2 separate regions of the Homo sapiens genome follow, and region 2 is linked to region 1. Evidence: chromatin loops called from intact Hi-C (ENCODE). Cell type or tissue: heart left ventricle. All regions are shown on one strand. Each heading gives the region's core, and the rest is flanking DNA. Links, peaks and the distances in the headings are about the cores only.

Region 1 (8,327 bases), core at 328-8,327:
ACAAAACAAAACACACTTTCAGAAATGACATTAGAGACTTGGTGTTGGAAAATACTTGCTTTCGTTCTGATCTGGTAGCCTTTATTCTCATATTGTCAACTTTTCTCCTTCCACCCCAGAAAACTAACTTGAAACTCACTTAAACATATGCTATCACTTAATACTTAACTACAAAGTGGAAACAGATGGTAAACCCAGGTTAGCTGTTCCTAACAAATGCCAGGAATATTCAAATACAGCTATTTCAGATGAACTGCTTGGAAGTTATTTATTTGTATTATTTTAACATATATTATGAACTGAACTAAGAGAAGCTCTATGTAAAAGTTTGGGTGCTCATTCCTGCAATAAATAAATATAACTGCTATTTATCGGCTGCTATATAACGCTGCAGTTGAGGTGGGCTTTCCTAACTTCTAATCACAGGATCCTCAGCCAGCCAAGTTCTTTCGCTTTTGCTAATTCTTAATAGATTTCAAACTTTGGTATGGAGTGTATGTATGTATGTATTTATTTATTTTTTTGAGATGGAGTCTCACTCTGTTGCCCAGGCTTGAGGACAGTGGCGCAGTCTCCGCTTGCTGTACCCTCCGCCTCCCAGGTTCAAGCAATTCTCCTGCCTCAGCTTCCCGAGTAGTTGGGATTACAGGTGCACGCCACCACACCCGGCTAATTTTTTTTTTTTTTTTTTGTATCTTTAGTAGAGACGAATTTTCACCATGCTGGCCAGGCTGGTCTCAAACTCCTGACCTCAGACGATCTACCCGCCTCGGCCTCCCAAAGTACTGGGATTACAGGCATGATCCACCACGCCAGGCTGGGAGTGTATTCTTTTAACCGCAAAAGGGGACCCGGCACAGTGGCTCACGCCTGTAATCCCAGAACTTTAGGAAGCCAAGGTGGGTTGATTACGTGAAGTCAGGAATCCGAGTCCAGCCTGGCCAACATGGTGACACCCTGTCTCTACTAAAAATACAAAAATTAGCCCAGTGTGGTGGCACACGCCTGTAGTCCCAGCTACTAGGGAGGCTGAAGCAGGAGGATTGCTTGAATCCAGGAGGTGGAGGTTGCAGTGAGCCAAGATCACACCATTGCATGCCAGCCTGGGCAAGAGTGAGACTCTGTCTCAAAAAAATATAATTTTTTTTAAGGGAAGGAGAAAGGTGGTAGTTTTGTAAGCTTGGACAGCTTTGATGCACAATTAAAAGAATGAGGCTTTAGTTCTGGCGTGGTGTAGTTGAGCAGATAAGTTGTGCCTATGCACATTCATAAGCGAACTTTTAAAAGTCAACCCCATTTGCATCCTACCTAATCACATTCCTCCATATTGTTCTAGAGCTGCACTGTTCAATATGGTAGTCACTAGCCACTTGTGGTTATTAAGCATTTGGAATGTGCCTTGTCCAAATTGAAATGTATTATAGGTGTAAAATACTCACCAGAATTTGAAAACTCAGTATGAAAAAAATGTAAATATCCCACTAAAAATTTTTATATTGATTACATGTTTAAATATTTACTGGGTTAAATGAAAACATTATTAAAATTAGTATCTTTACACATTACCTTTTGTAATGTGGCTGCTAGAAAATTTAACATTATATGTGGTGATGCATTATATTTCTACTGGACAGTGCTATTCTAGAGCATTTGGTGCATACAGAAGACAAATTGTGAATTTTAAAAAGTAGGTACACCACAGTCACCAACACTGTCCACTGAGAAACTCAGCGATATTTTAGACTTCAGGTCCCCACCCTACCTAAGACACAGGGAAGAGAAACCACAGACCAGCAGAATGCCAAGGATGTATTAATAGTAGGAGCAGAATACACATTTATCTCCTGAGGAAACAAATGAGATTCAGATGAGCCCTTATTCACCCATGAACTTTTACTCCTCAAATACCTACTAGATCTAGCAGTTACAACGTATTTGAATGGAGATGGATAATTACAGTATGTACATTTCTTAAGGTTTTGGTACTATTTTATCTATTTTTTGTTTTTGAGACAGAGTCTTGCTCTGTTTCCCAGGCTGGGGTGCTGTGGCATGATCTCAGCTCATTGCAACCTCCGCCTCCTGGGTTCAAGCGATTCTCCTGCCTCAGCCTCCCAAGTAGCTGGGATTACAGGCATACCCTACCGCGTGTGAACAAATCAAACAGGGTTGCTTTTCGCAGTGGTTCATAAAGTTGTTTCTAAAAGCTATTTAAACAAGTTCCAAATATCTTCTCAGCAATAAAGTTCTTGGAATGCTGATGGCTGCCCAAGGCAACTTAAAGTGCATTTTCTTGCATACCAATAAGCTGGCTGGCATATATATACATATACACACACGTATATATACAGACGTGTATACACACACACGTATACATATATATATATATACACACATATATATATTTTTTGTTTGAGACGGAGTCTCACTCTGTCACCAGGCTGGAGTGCAGTGGCGCTATCTCGGCTCACTGCAACCTCCGCCTCCCAGGTTCAAGCGATTTTCCTGCTTCAGCCTCCCGAGTAGCTGGGACTACAGGCGCATGCCACCACATCCAGCTACTTTTTGTATTTTTAGTAGAGGCGGGGTTTCACCATGCTGGCCAGGATGGTCTCGATCTCTTGACCTCGTGGTCTGCCTGCCTCGGCCTCCCAAAGTGATGGGATTACAGATGTGAGCCACTGCACCCGGCAGGGCATAGTTTTTAAAAAGCTGCAATTTGAATCTTTCTAGTCATTTCATATTTCAAATTGTCATAATTGGGGCCAAGAGCACACGTAATAAGGGGCTGAGATGACCATTTAACAATTCCCCAATTTTTGTTTTTGTTTTCACTGTTAAAGAGGAATTTTTATTAAAGCAAGAATTTTATAATCCAAATTACGTTTCCTTGCTCAGTTATTAATTCTGTTACTTAAAACAGAAGTGACATTTTGAGCTATTCCACAGTAAAGAATTACAAAATTAAAGAAAGGAATGTTTTATATTTTTGTACTTTGCTGAAAATTCTTTTTCCCAGGGTCTATAAAACACTAATTTGTTTCTATATTTTACTATTTTTTTTGTGTTTTTTGTTTTTCAATCAATTAATCTAGGACTAGCATTATGTTTGCTAGACCTGGCATTTGCTCGGTACATACGGTTCAGTTTCCTTCTTTTATATTTTGATATTTTTTTCCATATTTAAGTTTTTCGATGTTTAGATATTTTTCTTTGGTGAAGCACAAGTTTCTTTTCGTGGTCCCTGATCAATTTTAAACAGTTGGAACACCGGTGGCACTGTTAACTGCTTTCTGGGCAGTCTCTTTAGCTTGGTGGGCTTGTAGTACAGCTACAGCTTCATCAACCTTAGAATGGAGTGACTCTGGAGACTTGAGCATATGAAGAAGTTCTGAATTATCAATCTCCAACAACACGCCAGTGATTTTACCGGCAAGAGTAGGGTGCATGGCTTGAATAAGAGGAAACAGCCATTCACCCAACATTTGCTTTTGCTCTTGAGGGGCAGATGCCAACATGGAAACAGTCAAAGGTTCCTGACCTTGTACATGAATAGCAGGCTGTTGCACTGTAACTTGTGGCTGTGCATTAAGATGTTGCTGAGGATTGCAAACTCCCGCAGCATATTTATACTGTGGAACGGTGCGGACAGCAGGAGTAGCTGCAGCAGCTGTAGCTGCAAGACGTGGACCCATTGTCTGTGTTGATGAATTCACCAAATTTTTATTCCAGTCTATTTTGAGACTTCTGGAAATAAAACACCTTGATACCGTTTGCCCTAGGGCTGATTACAAGGTACACTTAAACTGCTAAAATGATAGTTCATGTTATTCATAGTGCTAAGGTGTATCTGGTAATGCCCAGTGCTTTACTGAATTTACAGTATATTACCATTAATCCTCCAAAAAACAAAAAAACAAAAAACAATTTGCGGCCGGGCGTGGTGGCTCACGCCTGTAATACCACCACTGTGGGAGGCCGAGACGGGCAGATCATGGGATCAGGGGTTCAAGACCAGCCTGGCCAACATGGTGAAACCCTGTCTCTACTAAAAATAGAAAAATTAGCTGGGCGTGGTGGCGGGCGCCTGTAATCCCAGCTACTCGGGAGGCTGAGGCAGGAGAATCGTTTGAACCCAGAGGCAGAGGTTGCAGTGAGCCAAGATCGCACCATTGCACTCCAGCCTGGGCGACAGGGCGAGAATCCATCTCAAACAAACAAAAAAATAAACAAAAACCAATTTGGCCTTTTTTTTTCTTGGCAAACCAGCCAAAACTGATGTTTTTCCTAAGAAATCACACCTCATAAGCAATCTAGTCTAGGGCTTGGGATAAATACTAAGAAACAAATTAGAAGTCATATAGTAGTGGGATTAAGAGCACAAGGAAGATGACTGCATCAAAGATGATTGCAAATAATCTGCTACTTACTATGTGACCTGGGCAAATTACCAAACATCTGTATCTCAGCTGCATTACCTATAAAATGGGTGGTATACTTTCACCTCACAGTCACTGTGATGATTAAATAATTTATATAGAATACTTAATACAATGCCTGACAGCAACCAGAAAAGTTTAGCTAATTTAATTATAGTTAGTAATCCATGCAAGGCCTTATAGTTAAATCTTGTCTAAATTCAAAGACCTCAAAGAAACTGGACCCTTGCTTTCTTATTTTTTAAAATGACCATTAAGAGTTCAGTTTATAATCCACCCAGATTTATCGAATCCTTTCTTCTAGGTATCTGGGGGTTTTTTTGAGACAAGGTTTTGCTCTGTAACCCAGGCTGGAGTGCATCAGCATGATCATGGCTCACTGCAGCCTTGACCTCCCGGGCTCAAGTGATTCTACCACCTCAGCCTCCCAAGTAGCTGGGACCACAGCTGTGTACCACCACACCTGGCTAATTTATGTCTGGATCCTTTTCACTGACCTAAGATGCCTGTGCTTTGGCTTCATTGTCTAGAGCACTAACTTTTTGATGGTGGTATTGAGTTTCAAATAATAAAATCATGAATGACACTAAACTTAAAACCTTGGGAAGGTCATGAGTTGAAGAGCTGACTACATCAAAACTATCCTGAGAAACCGAGTTATGATGCCAATGACAGATAGCTCTGCAGGCACCAGAGGAAATGAAACTATAATACAATACACCAGGTGTCACAATGTGACGATTTACTTGAAACAAGGACATCTTAGTGGCTTAAGCAATATGTTTAAGAGATTAAGATAGAAATGGAAGACAGAAGTACAAGCACACGTGCACACCTACAAGTTTTTGTATATATACAGGGCAAGCAAGGGAGTGGTCAGAGCAATGGCGAGAATACAAGAAACAGCAAAGATGCGCCTACTTAAAATGTCATTCACATAAATCTTTCCAGGATTCTTGTATTGGAATATAATCTTTTATTTTACCACTCAACGATTAAGCCATTCAACTACACAACACAGATAAAACGGAAGTTATAACATATAAACCAGTACCTGCCCACACTCATAGCAGTGAGGGGAATAAAAATCAAGGTTGCACTGTAATTCCATGACTCTAAAAATCAAGTCTATTTGACATTGGTTTGAAGCAACAGAACCTTTATAGCAGATTCCCCTTTTTAAAGAAAAACCCAAGGAGAGATGATCAAGCACAAATGATCACTTCATGCATTTTATTGATAGTCTATATTTTAAATCTGCAGTATGACATCTTACATAGGGAAAAAAGCTTCTTCCTAAAAGATAACTATTAATAATCAAACCAGCTTTAATATGATTGACCTTTCAAGGTCTTGTTTTGCTTTAAACAAGTTAACTTTTAGCAGTTGTAAAGCACTGTACAAAAGAAAACTGTGTACATTCTCAAAATTTAATACAGGGCTTCCCAACCAGGAGTCTGCTGGATAGGTATCGGAGAAGGGTGTTATGTTCAGGTTTAAATTGAAAGAAAATGAGAAACCAGATAAAGCAAGCCAACCAAATTAACTTCACTTTGTGCTCCTCTCTGCTTTTTTGAGTCTCTCCCGAAGGTCAGGAAGCCCTGGTATAACAATCACTTTAGTCTTTACAGAACATACATCTATGTGCTTTGTGACCAAAGACATAAAGGCAGCCTTTGTTACTGTTCCCCCTCCAAACCCCTTCAGGTTCTTATAAGCTTCAGAAAGCTTTCCAAGATTGCTGCCCTGTTCTTTGTATGAATCCAAGTAAACAACTATACCAAAGCAGCTCTTCCTGGGAGAAGATAAAACAGGCACAGATACATCACCAGGCCAACTGCGTACCTACTCAACTTGATACCTGATCACATGGCCCTACATCCTTAAAAGCAGCACCAGGGACAAATGGAGCTATCAAGAGGTAAAATCCAAACACTGGACAGTTAAAACACATACAAACCAGTTAAAAGAACATTAGTAATGGGGCACTAAATAGAGTTAAGGCTGGACAGCTGGTTCAACCATACCTTGGTATTGAAATAATTCTGCAAGATGAGGAACTTACAGAGGAACCTTGAAAGAGGCACCATGATATGACAGGGTTCACTTTCACTGCATGTCTTTAAGATATCTACTACTCAGCCCAACTGACCATAAAGCAGCTCGTGGAACTTTAATAAACAAATCCTAATAAAAATAAATAATTTTTAGAATGTTGGAGGGTATGCCTATTTCCTTCAGATCTGATCAAGACATGAGAATTATAAAACCGATACAAACTGTTCTGTGATTATCACTTGACAGTTCTAACACTGTTATACAGCTCAATTCTATGCTGCAGCCTTTAAGATACAAACTGGGGTTACATGAGATCACTCACTTGTTAGAGAAGTATCAGATAAATTTTAGAACTGTTCCAGTTAAGGAAAATAATTCTTAATTTCATAATCCTAAAACTTTTTCTAAAAATTTTTGCAGGGCAGGTACTTAACTCATAGCTGTTTTAGTTGATTAAAAAATCTGATTTAAAAATAAGTAAGGCTGGGCGCAGTGGCTCACGCCTATAATCCCAGCACTTTGGGAGAATGAGGCAGGCAAATTGCCTGAGCCCAGGAGTTCAAGAACAGCCTGGACAACATGGCGAAACCCCATCTCCACAAAAAATTAGCCAGGCAATGTGGTGCATGCCTGTAGTCCCAGCTACTTGGAAGGCTGAGGTGGGAGAATCACCTGAGCCCAGGAAGTCAAGGCTGCAGTGAGCTGTGACCATGCCACTGCACTCCAGCCTGGGTGACAGAGCAAGACCCTGTCTCAAAAAGTAAAAAATAAAATAAAATAAAAATAAATAAGTGACATACTAGTTCCTCGGATCTTTTACTTTTTTCCAAATGAAGTATGCTGTCAATTTACATTTTTCATGTTTTTTCAAAAGCACACAATTTACTAGTTAACTCAATGAATTACAATACTGTTATTGAATATAAACATACTGAAGAATTAAAGGGAAAAAAACACACCTGACACTTTAACATGTGCCTTAACAATCTTGCATACTAAGGTACAGAATACTTCAGAAAGTAACAATTAGCATAGTCTTATAAGACTAGGAGAATAAAAGTGCCCTGCAAACATGGCTTCTATGTACTTAATATGGTAAAACATGTGACAGGGAAGCCTGTAAGGTAAAACTTAAAAAAAAAATCAAATAAGGCAGATTATAATTTTTTTTGTTCGCAAAAGAACAAAGGAGAAAAGGGGAAGAATAAAAACATTCTCCATCTTTAAAAGAAAAAATATTAACAACCATAAGGTGCCACTGTATTTTAGCAAGCTGTAAAAATGGCCTTTTAAGAGGAATTTTGCAATCTTTACCTCCCTATCATTTGGGTATTTTGGGAACTGACCGAAAGTCATGGCTGATGCTTCACCCATTTCATGTCATGGACGCCTGGGAAGCAGGTAGTTAAATACAAAGCATATTATGTGATAACCCTTCATAAATATAATTTGAGACACTGACACTAGGAGAGGATACTTGGCACAGAAAAGACATGTTATGGGGCGGGGGACACATTACTTGAGGCAACACTTACAGCCAATCAGTTTCCTAATCTTAAGGTTTGGATGAATTCCAATCGTTTTTAAAAACTGTGTGTGTACACACACATATTTTATTTCCTGGTGCTAAAGGTCTTATAAACTGTACAATTACCTACATTCCAACACTAATGTGAACACTTTTCTCAATCCCCACCTCCATTAACACCATTAAGGTGTAACTAACATGTTCTTTTCAGAGCAAATATTCCAAATTAACAAGGTGGCTCATCTTCTATAGTGTTGATACAAAGTCAGCAAACTTTTAACTTAACTTGCTCAATTTTGTTT
Region 2 (8,340 bases), core at 280-8,279, 63 kb before region 1:
CTAATGTATCAATGATTACATCAAATGTAAACGATCTAAATATATCAGTTCAAAGACAGAGATTGGCAGAGTGGATAGAAAAAAAAATCATGACCCAGCTATATGCTGTCTATAAGAAACTCACTTCAAATATGTATTTCCAGGGAATTATGCTGGGTAAAAAAAAGTCAATTTCAAAAGGCCACATACTGTATGACTCCATTTATATAACTTTCTTCAAATTTGTGATTGCTAGGAGTTATGGGTCGTGGGGGAGTGGGCTGAGTGTGACTGTAACACAAAGGAGATCTTTGTGGTGATGGAATAGTTCTGTATCTTGATCACAATGGTGGTTTCAGGAATCTACCCATGATAAAATGATACAGAACTATATGCACATATTGTGCCACTCCTAATTTTCTGGTTTTGATATCATGTTATAGTTACATAAGGGGAAACTTGGTGAAGAGTTCATGGGACCTCTCTGGACTATCTTGGCTATTTCCTGTGAATCTATAGTTATTTCACAATTAAAAATTTTTTTTTAAATGAAATAGATTAATTTTTAAAAGCTATATCAAACATAATTTAAAGTTTCTTTGACTGTACAAAAAATTCCTTATAAGAATAATCATCAGTTTTCATTATATCATAGACATTCAGAAGGGTCAAATAATGGTCAGTTCTAGTTATAAAATGTCAGTAAGATGATTTGCTAAATTTAATTATTTTTTTTCTCTTTGACAATACAACTGAGCTACTTTTTTACTCTGGCCAGAATAAAGATACATATATCATAAATGAGATCTTGAACTGGCACTTTCTGCTTTCCCGCCTTCTCCCCACCTTTAAAAATAACATCAGATTTATTGAGATATAATTACATATGGTAATATTCACCCTTTTTTACATGCTCAGTTCTATGAATTTTGACAAAAGAATACCACCATCATCAAGATATGTAACATATAAAGCTTAGAAAAGAGAGACTCAAGATGAAACTTGATAACATTTTCATTACCCCCAAAAAGTTTCTTCATGTCCCTCTGTAGTCAATTGTCTCCCTCATCCCTCCTCCTGCCACCTACTGATTTGTTTTCCTGTCCCCATAGTTTTGTCTTTTCTCGAATTTCCTGTAAGTGGAAGGAATAATTTGAGTCTGGCTTCGTTTACTTAGCATAACGCCTTTGAGATTGTTCAAGTTTCAGTAGTTCATTCCTGTCTATTGCTGTGTTGTATTCCATTGTATTAATGTGTATTCATTTGTTTATCCATTCACCAGTTGAAGTACATTTGGGTTGTTTCCAGATTTGCACAATTATGAAAAAAAAAGCTAGTGTAATCATCTAGGTTCAGGTTTTTGTGTGAACATAAGTTTTCATTCATCTTGAGTTAATATCTAGCAGTGGGTTTTCGGGATCATGGTAAATGTATGACTAACTTCACAGGAGGCTGCCAAACTGTTTTCCAAAGTGAGTACTGTTTTGCATTGCCACCAGCAGCGTATTACATTTCCAGTTCCTCCATATCCTCCCAGTATTAGGTATTATCATTTTGTAAAAACCTTTCTTTGCTGGGCACCATTGCTCACGCCTATAATCCCAGCACTTTGGGAGACTGAGGCAGGTGGATCATTTGAGGCCGGGAGTTTGAGACCAGCCTGGCCATCGTGGTGAAACCCCATCTCTACTAGAAATACAAAAAATTAGGCATGGTGGCGTGCGCCTGTAATCCCAGCTACCCGGGAGGCTGAGGCACAAGAGTTGCTTGAACCCGGGAGGCAGAGGTGGCAGTGAACCAAGATTGCGCCTCTGCACTTCAGCCTGGAGACAGAATGAAACTCTGTCTCAAGAAAAAAAAAAAAGAAAAAGAAAAGAAAAAAGGCTTTCTTGGTAAGGGCTATCTCATTGTGGTTTTAATATGCGTTTCTCAACTTATTAGTGATGTTGAGCATCTTTTTATATGCTTAATTACTATTCATATCATAAATGTATGTGCACATGTGTAATTGTGTAATCTCTGTTCAATTCTTTTGCCCATATTTTAAGTTAGATTGTTTGCTTTATTATTGAGTTATGAGAGTCAACTCACTCTTGTATGGTGGATACCGGTCTATTGTCAGATTTTGTGTGCTGCAAAATTTTTCTGTCTATGGCTTGCCTTTTCATTTTCATAACTATTTTTGAAAAGCAGAAGTTTTCAAGTTTGATCAAGTCTAATATATCAAATCTTTTCTTTTATGGATCATACGATTTGTGAATATCTGCAAAATCTTTGCCTAACCAAAGGCCAGGAAGATTTGTCTCCTATATGTTCTTCTAGAAGTTTTATAGTTTTAAGTTTTACATTAAGTCTATGATCCATTTTGCATTGATTTTTAAACATGATGTGATTATTGATATTTACAAAGTTCTCTTCTTATACATATAATTTTATCTGATTTTTTTTTTTTCTTTAGATGGAGTCTCACTCTGTCACCCAGCCTGGAGCGCAGTGGTGAGATCTCGGCTCACTGCAAGCTCCGCCTCTTGGGTTCAAGCGATTCTCCTGCCTCAGCCTCGCTAGTAGCTGGAACTACAGGCGCCCGCCCCCACACCCAGCTAATTTTTTGTATTTTGAGTAGAGACGGGGTTTCACTGTGTTAGCCAGGATGGTCTCTATCTCCTGACCTCGTGATCTGCCTGCCCTGGCCTCCCAAAGTGCTGGGATTACAGGCGTGAGCCACCACGCCTGGCCCTGATCATCAGCGGATCACAAGGTCAGGAGATCGAGACCATCCTGGCTAACACAGTGAAACCCCGTCTCTACTAAAAACACACAAAAAAATTAGCCGGGCGTGGTGGCAGGCACCTGTAGTCCCAGCTACTCAGGAGGCTGAGGCAGGAGAATGGTGTGAACCCAGGAGGCGGAGCTTGCAGTGAGGCAAGATCGGGCCATTGCATTCCAGCCTGGGTGACAAAGCAAGACTGTGTCTCAAAAAAAAAAAAAAACAAAAAAAAAACGAAAGAAAGAAAAAGAAAAAGAAATGTTTGAGGCAGGCACAAGCAGAAATTTTAATCTCCATTTCACAGATGAGAAAACTGAGGATTAGAGAAATGCTGTGTGACTTCTCAAGATCTCACAGCTGATAGGAGATGAAATGGCAAGGTAAGAGGTGAAATTGTGATAAAAAGTTAAGGTCTCCTGCTGTCCCAGGCTAGTACTTTTGAAGCCAGGCAGAGAGGGCTCAGGGTAAGGCTCCAACAAAGTAAAGATTCCCAATGGGGAGCTGAGCAACCTATTTGGCACTGAGGTAAGAGACACAGCCAGTTGACTAGCCCCAGACTGAGCTCCTTTGGCCCATTGGGGCTCCACAATTGGAGAGAGCCAGAAGTTGGCCCAGTGCCTAGCTCATGTGTCACTCTTTGATGATGATGATGAAGAGCTGGAAGTGTTCAAAGGAGAGTTCTGAAATTAATTTCAGAGTTAGAAATTAAAGCTAAGAGGAAAAGTTAAGGAAACGAAGATTATTTGGCGGAGAAAAGAGAGGCTCAAGATGAAACTTGATAACAGCCTTCAGACGAAATAAAAAAAAAAGCTTGAACTTTCCTTCTGAGGGCTGAGCAAAGGGAAACAGTCTGGAAGAATCTAAATAAAAGGGCAAGTTCCTTCCTCCTTAGTGAGGATTGTTATAGACACTTAAGAGCCTTTAGAAACAGGATAATATCTGCTTGAGTTTGAAGTCAGGAATTTGCCAAACATGGGCTCTGATGACGGATTTCAGCATGAGGGTTACATGACTCTTGCACAGTGTCCTTAGAAATCTTTAGGTGGCCTATGAACTTGCCTTGTATCCTAGTACAATTCCAGGGGGCTTTTGTCTGTGGCCTTCTCTACTCCTTAGTCTTATCGTCTTCACAGGGTTCTTCTAATGCTGGAGACAAGCCTGACCTTAGCTCCTGAAAGCTTAACCCCAATGTTTTTTGCCCCTGAAGCCAGTGGCTTAGAACCTAAGGCTATAGATCTGGCTTAGCATCCCTGGAAAGGCCTGAAATATTGACTAGTCCAAATCTTACCGCAGTGATAGAATCCCCTGTTTTATATCTAGTCTCTTCTTGCAAAACTCTCTGAACATCAGGGACTAGCAAGCTGGCAATGCAGACCAATGCAATGCCCCCTGTGAAAGGCCAGAGAAGAAGAGCTGAGATACCAGCAGTACCACCAGGCACTACACTAAGCTAAAGTGTCTTTGCACTTGTTTTCTCTGCAGCATGGGTCGGAGCCCTCGCGATGGGTATGATCTTCTTCTGTTCTCCCATTGTGAGTATATTCACTGACCGTTTGGGCTGCCGAATCACAGCAACCGCGGGGGCTGCCGTTGCTTTCATTGGCCTCCATACCAGCTCCTTCACCAGGTAAGGCTAAGAGTTGGTGGTTATTTCCCCAAGGCTGAGGGTTGGTTTTTTTCTGGGCTTTAGCTAGGGTTACTTTTCTCACTGCAGAATCCCCTGTGGCCATGGCCCTGTAGGGCCCTCAAAGATCCTGCACCCTGGATTCAGAATCCAGTGAATTCATCTGGGTAGGGTCCCCAGGACACATTGGTAGGGAATATCCCCAGAGAGGACCTAAGAGTTCCAAAGTGGTAGGAGTACTCTAAGCCTGGTAGTTCGTAGAGCTGGGCCCAAGTCCGGTTTTGGCCACTGAATGGCAATGGAACAATTGATGAGTACCATTGTTCTCTCTGTGCCTCAATTTCTATATCTGTAACATGAGGGGATTTGACCATATGGTCTTTTTACATCTCTTTCAACTCTGCTATTTGATTCCCCTTCAGTGTGCCACACATCTCACAACCTCACTTTCCATCCCAAGATTGAGCTTCTCGAGTGAGCCCATGTGAACACCTAGCACAGGATTCCCAAAGGAATCTTATGCTGAAAAAAGAGGTCAACTGAGCCCAAGGATGTTTAGCATTTCTGACTCTTTTCCAGATAGCTCAGGCTGCTGACATATGGATGATTTGGGACAGATAATGATTTACATCATGGGCATCAGAAGGATGATTAGCAATATCCCTTACTGAGATACAAACCCAGAACCCAGCTACCCAGCTAGGCCTGGGCTAAACTGAAACCCTAGTCCCACTGGTTCCACTGGCAGAACTTGGCAGTATCAGGTGAGAAGCAGGCTCTAGGTTCATTTTCTGCTTTCTTTTCTGCCAGCCCTGCAGAAGAATGTGTGTAGGGTAAGGGAGAATAAATACCCTAACCACAGCCTGAGGAATATGGAATTCCTAAAGAACTCTGTTGACTTTCTGCCAAAGACACTTTGGAAGTTATGGTACCTCCTACTTCCAATCTGCTTGGGCCGATGTAGGGGAATGCCAGCCTGGAAACACAGAAATGAGAAATGGCCGTGGTGACATGTCTGGGATGAGGTCAGAGCTAATTTGTCAGAGACTTGCTTTCTGAGCTTAGTTACCCAGAAAAGCGTCATGGCTCTCTAGGCCTAAGGTTCCACTCACAGTAGAGAATGATAATTGTGTTTTGCCTTAACTGGGCCCTGTGAGGTAAGCCAGCTTTCTTTATGACTTGAGCATTTCCAGCTGCCCAGCCTACCCTACAGCAGAGCTTGGATTTGGCCTGCAGTCATTTCTTGGCTTCGTCCTGTCCAACTGGGACAGAGAAGGGAAAAACCGTGTCCTGCCTGGAAACTACTCAGCACTCCCAGGGCAGCAGCTCCAAACCTTTTCAGAACCCCTCTGGTGGTCAGCCTCATTCACCCCCAGCAAGCTGGTGCCTGGCTCCTTGTGGGGAGGAGCTAGGCTTCAAAAGCAGCTCCAGTCTCAGCACTATACAGCAAAGGTCTGTTTTTTAAGACCGAGCAGAGCAAAGTGTAAACGGATTAGCAACATATGGATTCCATTTCCCTTCCAATCCACATGGGCTCAATTACAGGAGGGGAAGGAGCTCAGATGTGGTGTTTTCTTCTGGCACGCTACTGTAGGCACATTGGAGTAGGCGTTCTGTTCTCTAGCCCCTAACCTTCTTCTCTACCCGCTTTGTTCTTTCTGTAAGAGGATCTTCAGAGCCAAGAAACTTTCTGGATGGCTTCACATCCAGTGGAAAAATGGTTCTTCTCATGGCTAGAGCTCCAAATCATCCTTCCTGTTGTCTCAATCAGGGCCCTGAGTTCCTCCGAATGACATGGAATGGGGCAGGATGCAGGCAGGGCTGGTGGGGCTTTGGAAAACCCAAACAATGGGCATCCATCCCTGGGGCCCAGCTAGAAGTAGATCCACCACATGGATCTAAACCAAATCCTATGTTTTTCCCCCACTGGCCCCTTCCCTGAAGGTCTAACACAAGGCCCCTTGGATAAGGCCCCCAAGCCAGGCCGATCCCATAGGGTACCTAGAATCTAATGGGCACAGGCCCAAAGGAACCTGACAGAAGAGGAACCGTTGGCTTAGCTATGTGTTCCAAGCAGAGACAACCCTTTCAAAACCAAATCCTTGCTCACGTCCAGTGAATACCAGCAGATGGAAAGCAATAGTGATGACAGCTATCTTAGAATCATGCACCATATCTTCTCTGCAGCTTAGGCCCAGTTCTTTAGTATGAGGACTGGGTCTATCTCCAGAGAAGAACTGCCTGACCAAGAAGAGTATTAGGTAATTTAGTGGCCAGATAAGAACTATTGCAAAATATATTGAGGCATCAAAAAGAAAACAAAATTCTTTACTAGGTTGTGCCAATATTATCTGGGGGCATATGGCTGGCCAAGCTGACCTTCCTATTGCCTTTCCCCTTCTGACCCTTTATGTTACAGAGGCTTATGTCCACAGCAGGGCCTATGAGTTTTAAGCCAGGACCTGTCTTACTTGGCCAGGCCCACAAATTCTTTGAGGCTCCACTTCCTGTCAAGGAGCCAGGCTACTCTAGGGAACAAATCTATACCATATCCAGAAACAAAGGCAGGACTCTAAAAGTTAAAGAGACTCCTTACCTAATGATTCCCGCTGAGATCGTCCAGGGCCTAGTGTAAAGGGACTTGGGATATGTGGACCTTGGGCAGGGTTTGGGAGGGCGTATGTCTCAGAAGAACATCAGCCATTCTCTGAAATATTAATGGCCTTAGCATGGAGAAAGACACTGAAGAGTCCCATGGAAGGTTTCAATCTTCCAGGATTTTGACTTCTTGCAGACCTTTGTTGCTACCTGGGATAAAAGCTTTGCCACCACCAATAGTAAGGTGAGGCTAGTCTCTCTAAGACAATGACTCCCTGTAGCCCCTCATCCAGCTTTTACATGGGCTAGTTCTGGCTTTCCTTTGAACAGTCCTCTTTGATGGGGTGCTATGAGTCATGCTAGAGTCACACAGACCTGGATTCAAGTCCAAGTTTTGCTGATTCCCAGTTATGTTACCTTGGGCTAATTATTTTACCTCGCTGAGCCTCTGCTTCCCCATCTGCAACACAGGGATCAGAAGGCCCTCTTCTTTGTCTGTTCTGAGGGTCAGTGGCAAGTGGGGCTGTGGGTTAAGGGCGGAGGAATGGAAGTCTCAGGAAGCTGACAGGGGAGGGCAGGTAGATTGCTGGTCAGGCTGCTGAGGACAGCTCTTGGTATTTCTCCCACAGCTCCCTAAGCCTGCGCTACTTCACCTACGGGATTCTCTTTGGTTGTGGCTGTTCCTTCGCCTTTCAGCCATCCCTCGTCATCCTGGGCCACTACTTTCAACGCCGCCTGGGTCTGGCCAATGGTGTGGTGTCTGCTGGGAGTAGCATTTTCTCCATGTCCTTCCCCTTCCTCATCAGAATGCTGGGGGATAAGATCAAGCTGGCCCAAACCTTCCAGGTGCTGAGTACCTTCATGTTTGTTCTTATGCTGCTTTCACTCACCTACCGGCCCCTCCTGCCCAGCTCCCAGGACACCCCAAGCAAGAGAGGTGTCCGCACCCTGCACCAGCGCTTTCTGGCTCAGCTCAGGAAGTACTTCAACATGCGAGTGTTCCGCCAACGCACTTACCGCATCTGGGCCTTCGGAATTGCTGCTGCTGCCCTTGGCTACTTTGTTCCCTATGTACACCTGGTGAGGAATACCAGAGTGGGCCCACCCCACCTGGCCCCAAGAAGCTACCCTCAACCTGCCTAGATTCCAGAGGGTGGGGGTGGGAGACATTGAAAGGGCAGAGCTGGGACCTTTGGGAAAAGAAACAAAATATTGGTTGGAGAGATCCAGAGAGGGAAAAAGAGAGAGGTTGAGGGAAGACCTTAGTGGAAAATGGGGGCAATTCCACAGGGGGAAGCCCATGGACCATGGCTTCTCCCACAGTAAAAATTTAGATAGATTTTGAAGAGATACGCATTGCCAGGATGCAGGA

What was found. A loop is a pair of places that touch in the nucleus more often than their neighbours do. Peaks named below come from ENCODE experiments on the same cell type or tissue, not always from the same donor. Only the 100,000 strongest peaks of a DNase experiment are listed, where the experiment ranks them.
Region 2: it touches region 1 in a loop (3-fold over the local background); 2 of 110 quality-filtered maps call a loop at or near these places.

What each region holds. Positions count from the first base shown.
Region 1 is chrX:74,579,834-74,588,160 of GRCh38, forward strand. It overlaps RLIM (ring finger protein, LIM domain interacting), which reads right to left. Exons shown (of 4, transcript NM_016120.4): 4 at 3,143-8,327. It also overlaps the pseudogene PABPC1P3. Among named protein-coding and RNA genes, the nearest start is that of RLIM, 31 kb to the right of the region's middle. In heart left ventricle, for the core only: no CTCF peak of the experiment used is centred there; no DNase peak of the experiment used is centred there.
Region 2 is chrX:74,516,762-74,525,101 of GRCh38, forward strand. It overlaps SLC16A2 (solute carrier family 16 member 2), which reads left to right. Exons shown (of 6, transcript NM_006517.5): 2 at 4,229-4,373; 3 at 7,598-8,048. Among named protein-coding and RNA genes, the nearest start is that of RLIM, 94 kb to the right of the region's middle. RefSeq lists an enhancer at 7,510-8,010. In heart left ventricle, for the core only: no CTCF peak of the experiment used is centred there; a DNase peak (open chromatin) is centred at 3,340; H3K27ac peaks cover 692 bases.